Regions from separate parts of the Homo sapiens genome. Here regions 1 and 2 are each linked to region 3. A link is a contact called in ENCODE Hi-C or POLR2A ChIA-PET data. All regions are on one chromosome and are shown on one strand. The core of a region is the stretch at or near the end of the contact, and the rest is flanking DNA. Distances in the headings are between cores, read along the strand shown.

Region 1 (2,854 bases), core at 355-2,854, 450 kb after region 3:
GGGAGGCTGAGGCTGGTGGATCACCTGAGGTCAGGGGTTCGAGACCAGCCTGGCCAACATGGTGAAACCCCATCTCTACTAAAAATACAAAAATTAGCTGGGCATGGTGGTGGGCTCCTGTAATCCCAGCTACTCAGGAGGCTGAGGCAGGGCAATTGCTTGAGCCGAGATCACACTGCACTCCAGCCTGGGCAACAGGGCAAGACTCTGTCTCAAAACCAAAAAAAAAAAAATTACTGGAGGAACCTAGAAGAAGAAATGATCAATTTTGCTTGGAGTGTATCTAGAAAGACTTCACTGAGATCATTTAAAGAACAAAAAGGATGGCTGGGGTCCAGCGCAGTGGCTCATGCCTGTAATCCCAGCACTTTCGGATACCAAGGCAGCAGATCACCTGAGGTCCAGAGTTTCAGACCAGCCTGGCCAACATAGTGAAACCCCATCTCTACTAAAAATAAAAAAATTAGCTGAGCATGTTGGAGGGCACCTGTAATCCCAGCTACTTGGGAGGCTGAGGCAGGAGAATCACTCGAACCCAGGAGGTGGAGGTTGCAGTGAGCCAAGATCACGCCACTGCACTCCAGCCTGGGCAACAGAGTGAGACTCTGTCTCAAAAAACAACAACAACAAAAAATACAAACAAGAGACAAGTAGTTCCCAGGTGCCTACCAAGTGGTCAGGCACTGCACTTACCTCACTGACTGCAGTAACCACCCTTTGAGGTTGTGGCATTGCCTCCATTTTCCAGGCAAGGAAATGGGCTGAGAGCTGGGATTAGTCAGGTCATGACTGTGTGTGCCACTCCCGCTAAATCTCATTTGATGTGGTTCATGAGGCCACACCATGGACAGCTTCCTCCTTGTGTCCACTGAGGATATGGCTTTGTACAACACTTTGGTTTTTGAACGACTTTACAAACCTCCCTGTCTTGTGAGGAAGGAAGAACAGTTATTACCATCTGCATCTGATGATGAAACAAGGGACGCTGCAGAGGAGCCGCACTGACCACTCCCTCCCTCCAGTCCTGTCATCCCACTGCCAGTGTCCCACCCTCTTGTGCCCTGCACTTCACTGGCTAATAACCCCCCTCACTTTTTCCTCTGTGAAGCCATCCTGGATAATTCCCCACCCACGAATGGTCCCTCCTCATCTCAGAGAGCTCTCCATGCACACCTGTTACCGTTTCTGTCTTTATCTGTAAATATCTGTGTGTCTGACTTCCATGCCTCACACACCTCTATAGGGCAAAGACTGTCTTAAACATCTTGGTAGTGTCAGTATTTTGCACAGTGAAGTTTTTTTTTTTAAATTATATCAGCTTTATTTGTACCTTTTTGACATTTCTATCAAAAAAGAAGTGTGCCTGCTGTGGTTCCCATCCTCTGGGATTTAGGAGCCTCTACCCCATTCTCCATGCAAATCTGTGTTCTAGGCTCTTCCTAAAGTTGTCACCCATACATGCCCTCCAGAGTTTTATAGGGCATATAATCTGTAACAGATGAGAGGAAGCCAATTGCCCTTTAGAAATATGGCTGTGATTGCCTCACTTCCTGTGTCATGTGACGCTCCTAGTCATCACATGACCCATCCACATCGGGAAGCCGGAATTACTTGCAGGGCTAACCTAGTGCCTATAGCTAAGGCAGGTACCTGCATCCTTGTTTTTGTTTAGTGGATCCTCTATCCTTCAGAGACTCTGGAACCCCTGTGGTCTTCTCTTCATCTAATGACCCTGAGGGGATGGAGTTTTCAAGTCCTTCCAGAGAGGTAAGAGAGAGAGCTCCCAATCAGCATTGTCACAGTGCTTCTGGAATCCTGGCACTGGAATTTAATGAATGACAGACTCTCTTTGAATCCAGGGCCATCATGGCTCTTTGAGCAAGGCACAGATGGAGGGAGGGGTCGAAGTTGAAATGGGTGGGAAGAGTGGTGGGGAGCATCCTGATTTGGGGTGGGCAGAGAGTTGTCATCAGAAGGGTTGCAGGGAGAGCTGCACCCAGGTTTCTGTGGGCCTTGTCCTAATGAATGTGGGAGACCGGGCCATGGGCACCCAAAGGCAGCTAAGCCCTGCCCAGGAGAGTAGTTGAGGGGTGGAGAGGGGCTTGCTTTTCAGTCATTCCTCATTCTGTCCTCAGGAATGTCCCAAGCCTTTGAGTAGGGTAAGCATCATGGCTGGCAGCCTCACAGGATTGCTTCTACTTCAGGCAGTGTCGTGGGCATCAGGTGAGTGAGTCAAGGCAGTGGGGAGGTAGCACAGAGCCTCCCTTCTGCCTCATAGTCCTTTGGTAGCCTTCCAGTAAGCTGGTGGTAGACTTTTAGTAGGTGCTCAATAAATCCTTTTGAGTGACTGAGACCAACTTTGGGGTGAGGATTTTGTTTTTTTTCTTTTGAAACAGAGTCTTACTCTGTTGCCTGGGCTGGAGTGCAGTGGTGCAATTTTGGCTCATTCCAACCTCTGCCTCCCAGATTCAAGCGATTCTCTTGCTTCAGCTTCCCAGGTAGCTGGGATTACAGGCGGCCACCACTACGCCCAGCTAATTTTTGTATTTTTAGTAGAGACGGGGTTTCACCATGCTGGCAAGGCAGGTCTCAAACTCCTCACCTCAGGTGATCCGCCCACCTCGGCCTCCTAAAGTGCTAGGATTACAGGTGTGAGCCCCTGCGCCCGGCCAAGGGGTGAGGAATTTTGAAACCGTGTTCAGTCTCTCCTAGCAGATGTGTCCATTCTCCATGTCTTCATCAGACCTCACTCTGCTTGTACTCCCTCCCTCCCAGGTGCCCGCCCCTGCATCCCTAAAAGCTTCGGCTACAGCTCGGTGGTGTGTGTCTGCAATGCCACATACTGTGACTCCTT
Region 2 (2,779 bases), core at 121-2,620, 270 kb before region 3:
AGCTGGAGAAAGGGGCCCGTCTGCAGGAGATCTACAACCGCATGGACCCTCGGGCCCAAACCCCAGTGCCTGGCAAGGGCCCCTTTGGCCGAGAGGAACTTCTGAGGCGCAAACTCATCCACGATGGCTGCCTGCTCTGGAAGACAGCGACGGGGCGCTTCAAAGGTCAGACCTGCTCGGCAGACTAGGCAGGAATTCAAAGTCAGATGGAGAGTGGGAGATGCCTGCAGGTCTTAGAATCAACCTCTCTTGGCCGGGTGCAGTGGCTCAACGCCTGTAATCCCAGCACTTAGGGAGGCCGAGGCGGGCGGATCACGAGGTCAGGAGATTGAGACCATCCTGGCTAACACAGTGAAACCCTGTCTCTACTGAAAATACAAAAAATTCGCCGGGCGTGGTGGTGGGCGCCTATAGTCCCAGCTACTCAGGAGGCTGAGGCAGGAGAATGGCGTGAACCCAGGAGGCGGAGCTTGCAGTGAGCCCAGATTGCACCACTGCACTCTAGCCTGGGTGACACAGCAAGACTCCATCTCAAAAAAAAAAAAAAAAAAGAATCAACCTCCCTTTATGCAGCCCATACAACAGTGAGACTCAGTGGGAGAGAAAAATAGGATCTCTGTGGCAGAAAAGCCTGAATTCTGCAGTTAACTTTATGGACCATACAGGGCCTTCCCTATCAGTATTTTATAATTTCTTTGGTCCTTGCATGCCTAGAGAGCTACTAGTTTTACTGAGGAAGACAAAGAAGCTCTCAGACTGGAGGACAGGATCAGTTGATTCCCCCAGCTGGAATCCCAGCTACCAGGGATGGGAGTAAGCAAGAGCTTTGGGGAGCGCAGCCAGAGGAGGCCCAGAGGAGGGGACTGAGCCGGTGAAGGACAGGCAGGGAGGAGAAGAGACAGCAGGGCAGAGGGAGCAGATCAGGGGCCAGGGCACACTTTCCCAGGCTCTCTTTCCAGAATTTGTCTGCACTGGCAAAGTCTTTCTCACCTAAATCAAAGCAAGAGAATAGCAGGCCTTGGCTTTGGGGATGAGATGTGAGGGACAATAGGAAACTGTGATACCTGAGGCCAAAGCCTGCCTGAGCCTCTGTACCTGTGTCATGAAATCCCTGCTCCCTGGGTTTGGATATTGTCAGTCTTCACCAGCCTCTTTCCTTTATCCCTTTCTCTCCTTCCCATCTCTCCCACGCAGCAGCTAAGAATATAAACCATGGGGGATTAAAAATAGCAAGGCTGGAGAGTGTTATTTCTGAAGCATTTAGCAAAAGCCCTCCCCTTCTGTGTGCCCACAGTTTAGTAAAATCCCCAAGGGCAAAGGAGGAGTGTATGTTTTCTCTCTCTTTTTTTTTTTTTTTAGAAACAGGGTCTCGCTTTGCTGCTCAGGCTGGGGTGCAGTGGTGCAGTCATAGCTCACTGTAACTCAAACTCCTGGGCTCAAGTGATCCTTCTGCCTTAGACTCCTGAGTAACTGGGACTACAGACCTGCACCACCACACCCAGCACATTTTTAAATTTTTTGTAGAGATAAGATCTTGCTATGTTGCCTAGGCTAGTCTTGCTCAGACTCCTGGCCTCAAGTGATTCTCCTGCCTCAGCCTCCCAAAGTGCTGGGATTGTAAATGTGAGCCACTATGCCTCGCCCTCTGTTTTCTTGATTGTGACATCCAAGTTTTATGGAATTGATCTTTGTTTCCTCCCTCAGTCTTGGAGTGCTGACCCCATAGGATCTGAGAGCTTGGAGTGTGAAGCAGAGAAAGAAATTGAAGCAGGGGCCTGCTGGGGTTGAAGGAGATGGGTGGGTGAGGGATGGTCTTTCAGTCCTCTGCGAGAGGAAGGAAACTTTCTCCCTCCCTACCAAGCTCAAAATTAGAAGTGGGAATATGCCAGGACAGGGAGAATTTAGGTCAGATAGCCGTAAAGGTCTTCCTTAGTTAGATATTAGAAATGGAATTTAAAGGCTAAAAAATGTGGTCCAGGCTGGGCACGGTGGCTCATCCCTATAATCTCAGCACTTTGGGAGGCTGAATCAGGCAGGCAGATCGCCTGAGGTCCGGAATTCGAGACCAGCCTGGCCAAGATGGTGAAACCCCATCTCTACTAAAAATACAAAAATTAGCCAGGCATGGCAGCATTCACCTGTAGCCACAGCTACTTGGGAGGCTGAGGCATGAGAATCGCTTGAACTCAGGAGGCAGAGGTCACAGTGAGCAGAGATCACACCACTGCCCTCCAGCCAGGGCGACAGAGCGATACTTGGTCCCAAAAAATAAAAAATAGGCCAGGCGCAGTGGCTGATGCCTGTAATCCCAGCACTTCGGCAGGCCAAGGCAGGCAGATTACTTGAGGTCAGGAGTTAGAGACCAGCCTGGCCAACGTGGTGAAACCCCGTCTCTACAAAAATGCAAAAAATTAGCCAGGTGTTGTGGCGTGCTCCTTAATCCCAGCTGCTCAGGAGGCTGAGGCAGGAGAATCGCTTTTTCCTGGGAGACAGAAGTTGCAGTGAGCCAAGATGGCACCACTGCACTCCAGCCTAGGCGACAGAGTGAGACTCCGTCTCAAAAAAATAATAATAGAATCAAATTAAATTAAAAATAAATAAAAAATAAAAGTATGGTCCCTCTTGCTCTGGGGAACCTTATGAATCTCACAAAAATCTTGGACCCTGTCACCCAAAAAAATACACGAGTTATGTTAATATGTAAAACTATTTACACACCTTCAGAAGGTTTACAGAGCCACTGAAGCCTGACATCCCAGGGGGTCTGTAGGCCCTAGGT
Region 3 (2,700 bases), core at 176-2,675:
TATCACCGACATTACCTACTCTTTAAAAATTTTGTAAAAGGCATAAATTTGAAAAATATATCCTCATTAATCTAAATCAAGTCATTGATACAACTATTTAACAAGACGCCCGGCCTGCTTTGTTTTATTAACGACTTGGAGGGACAGAACACTACCCATTACACCCACAAACGTTATCGACATCAACAGAACTGTAAATGACAACACGGCAATACTCTGCACCTTCCCTATGCCTAGGAGCTAATTCCACTTTACATATATTATTATTTCGTGTGTGTGTGTGTGTGTGTGACGGAGTCTCGCTTTGTCGCCAGGCTGGAGTGCAGTGGCGCGATCTCGGCTCACTGCAACTTCCGCCGCCCGGGTTCAAGCAATTCTCCTGCCTCAGCCTCCCGAGTAGCTGGGGCTACAGGCGCCCGCCACCACGGCCGGCTAATATTTGTATTTTTAGTAGAGACGGGGTTTCACCATGTTGGCCAGGATTGTCTCGATCTCTTCACCTTGTCATCCACCTGCCTCGGCCTCCCAAAGTGCTGGGATTACAGGCGTGAGCCACCGCGCCCAGCCCTATCTTATTATTTCACACACCAACCCTGGAGGCATGTTTGGAGTTGCCTAATTTTTATGTACACTTTTTGATAAGGAACTAACAAAAATAACTTGCTGAAGACAAGGGAAACTGAGTCCAGAACTGAATGAGAAGCACATGGTTTCTTCATCCTCCATCACCAGGCTGTCTAACGAGGCTGAAGTACCATCCATGAGTAAGTGCGTCAAGGGCAAACAAACATCATCGCATATGGACAGTGGTGTGAAATTCGAGAAATCCGAGGAGGGTTAACAACAACAAAAAGCACACCACCACGCCGAACTTCCTCGGGTCCCAGGTTGGCAACTCAACGCCCGGGAGGAATCCCCCCCGGAGGCGCGCCGGTCTACCGGCCTCACTCCCTACCTCCTGGAGGTCCGGAGTCCCGCTCCTTTCCCTCAGCGGTACAATACCCGTGTCGGTCCATTCCCTCACCGTGAGTCGAGGACTAGTTCTCCAGACTAGGCGACCGACACACGCTGCCTGGGGCCGGCTCCAAAGCGCCCGTCCTGAGACTGCAAAAAAGGGTCGGGTCATCCGGCAGGAAACGACTCAACGCGCAGCCGCCGCGGCCTCCAACCACCGGCCGGCAGAGGGGCGCTAGGCCGCCCTCGATCCCCTCGCCGCGGTCCCATGGAGGAGGAGGCGAGCCGCAGCGCCGCGGCGACGAACCCAGGGAGGTAGGTTGTCATGGGACTCGGCCGGCCACCCTGGCAATTCCAGTCAAACGGCAAGCCAGACTCGCTTTGCCGGTCCCTTCCTCTCCTGCCCCTGCAGCCGCCAGGAATGGAACAGTCCCGCGGTGGGGACTGTGGGAGGCGCACGCGCGAGGAGTGTAGGGTGGGGGTGCTGGCGGCGGCTGCTTTGGCGGCGGTTGGTGGCCGTGCGGGCGGGGAGGGAGGGGGAGGAGAGAAGAGGAGGTGGAGAAGGCTTGGGCTCGCGCCGCTGAAGGTACGCGTGAGGGCCTGCGCTGGAGCCGGCTTGACAGGGTCTGAGGGGGAGTGGAGAACTGGGCGAGGAGGTTCCCGTGGGTGAGCGCGTACGGGATGGCTGGCTCGCAGGACGGCCGAAGGTGGTGGTTGGTGGGAGCAGCCAGCGACGAGCCCGTAGACACTCGTACGCGTGCGGGCTGACGTGCGCGCTACATGGCCGGAGTCGGGCGAAGCGGGGGACCGTGGGGAAGAACGCGAGGAGGGAGGAGTGGGAGGTTGGGGGTGTCGCTAGGCGCCCTTAGCTCCCTCCCTCTGGAGGAGCTGCCGCGGCCACTCTGCTGCCGCCGCTGCCGCCGCCATTTTGGGTTCGCTTTGCGAGGGGAAACGATCCCAGTGTCGGTTGCGGGATCCGCCTCCTCTCAGTTTGCCCCTTTAGCCCTCCACCTTTCCCTTCTCCTCTCTCGCATTTCCGCCAGTCGGCTTACCCGCTGGCCGCCTCCTGACAAGCGGGAGGGATCCGCGGTGGACCCAGGGAAGCGGAGGAGCCTGGCGGCCACCCCCTCTTCCTCACTTCCCTGTACTCTCATCGCTCTCGGCCTCCGACACGGTGAGTAGAACGATTTGGGCCGGCATTCGGGCCTAAGCACTCTCTCAGCGATTGAATCCTGGGCTTTCTGGGAGCCACTGTCATCTCCCGGACCTGGACCTCTGGGAGAGCAGTGGTGAAGATGGGGGAGGGGAGAGCAGGGAGGGGGATCCTGAGCCTACCGGGAAGTCCCTCCAGGCGGGGTGAAGGGGTGTCCCTGACAGGCAGACTCCCGGAGGGGGCTGGGAAGTAAGCGAGTGGAGGCGGAGTCGGCTGTGCCCCTGACAGGTTAGTTTGTGTTTGTAGGCATGATCGGAGCCTCCCCCATAGTCCAGTTTGTGTGTGTTTAATTAAGGGATAAGAGTGGTCGAGGACACGATCTTGAGAGGGGATTTTACCTGTGTGACAAGGTCTGTGGTGTCCCTGCCGCGTTGAACGGTATGTGGGAACGACAGGATGATCTCAGTGTTGTACGTTTAATAAATGTCACTGGTTAGTTTGTACATGGAAAGAGATGTTTTTGGTCTAGCAGACAGATGGTCTGTTGGTGTGTAGCGGCTGTGTTGGTGTGTGTATGTGAGGATGGCAAGTGT

The links. Hi-C counts contacts between places; a loop is a spot of excess contacts on that map. ChIA-PET counts read pairs that join two places held with the same protein, here RNA polymerase II (POLR2A). Pooled maps may share reads with other maps.
Region 1: a loop to region 3 is called in a pooled map, with 5 times the contacts of the local background. The contact joins the promoter of GBA1 here to the promoter of YY1AP1 in region 3. A Hi-C loop is called at or near these places in 4 of 37 single-sample maps with no recorded cell type and 11 of 50 pooled maps. POLR2A ChIA-PET finds 5 or more read pairs at or near these places in 2 of 52 experiments (WTC11 and activated T-cell).
Region 2: a pooled map shows a loop between it and region 3 (2.9-fold over the local background). The contact joins the enhancer-like site here to the promoter of YY1AP1 in region 3. A Hi-C loop is called at or near these places in 1 of 50 pooled maps. POLR2A ChIA-PET finds 5 or more read pairs at or near these places in 3 of 52 experiments (H1, activated naive CD4-positive, alpha-beta T cell and common myeloid progenitor, CD34-positive).

Annotation. Positions count from the first base shown.
Region 1 is chr1:155,239,999-155,242,852 of GRCh38, reverse strand. It overlaps GBA1 (glucosylceramidase beta 1), which reads left to right and starts at 1,604. Exons shown (of 11, transcript NM_000157.4): 1 at 1,604-1,767; 2 at 2,136-2,223; 3 at 2,776-2,854. The coding sequence starts at 1,741.
Region 2 is chr1:155,959,047-155,961,825 of GRCh38, reverse strand. ARHGEF2 (Rho/Rac guanine nucleotide exchange factor 2) reads left to right here. Exons shown (of 22, transcript NM_001162383.2): 11 at 1-165. Among named protein-coding and RNA genes, the nearest start is that of MIR6738, 9.1 kb to the right of the region's middle. RefSeq lists an enhancer at 1-304 and a silencer at 2,779. Within about 2 kb of position 1,370, at least 6 of the 41 ENCODE cell types and tissues checked have a DNase peak (open chromatin) inside an H3K27ac peak, as active enhancers do.
Region 3 is chr1:155,687,499-155,690,198 of GRCh38, reverse strand. YY1AP1 (YY1 associated protein 1) reads left to right here and starts at 1,425. Exons shown (of 11, transcript NM_139119.3): 1 at 1,425-1,540; 2 at 1,998-2,128. It overlaps DAP3 (death associated protein 3), which reads right to left and starts at 1,108. Exons shown (of 13, transcript NM_004632.4): 1 at 1,025-1,108. It also overlaps the pseudogene LOC124904430. RefSeq lists enhancers at 960-1,009, 1,385-2,019 and a silencer at 1,500-1,549.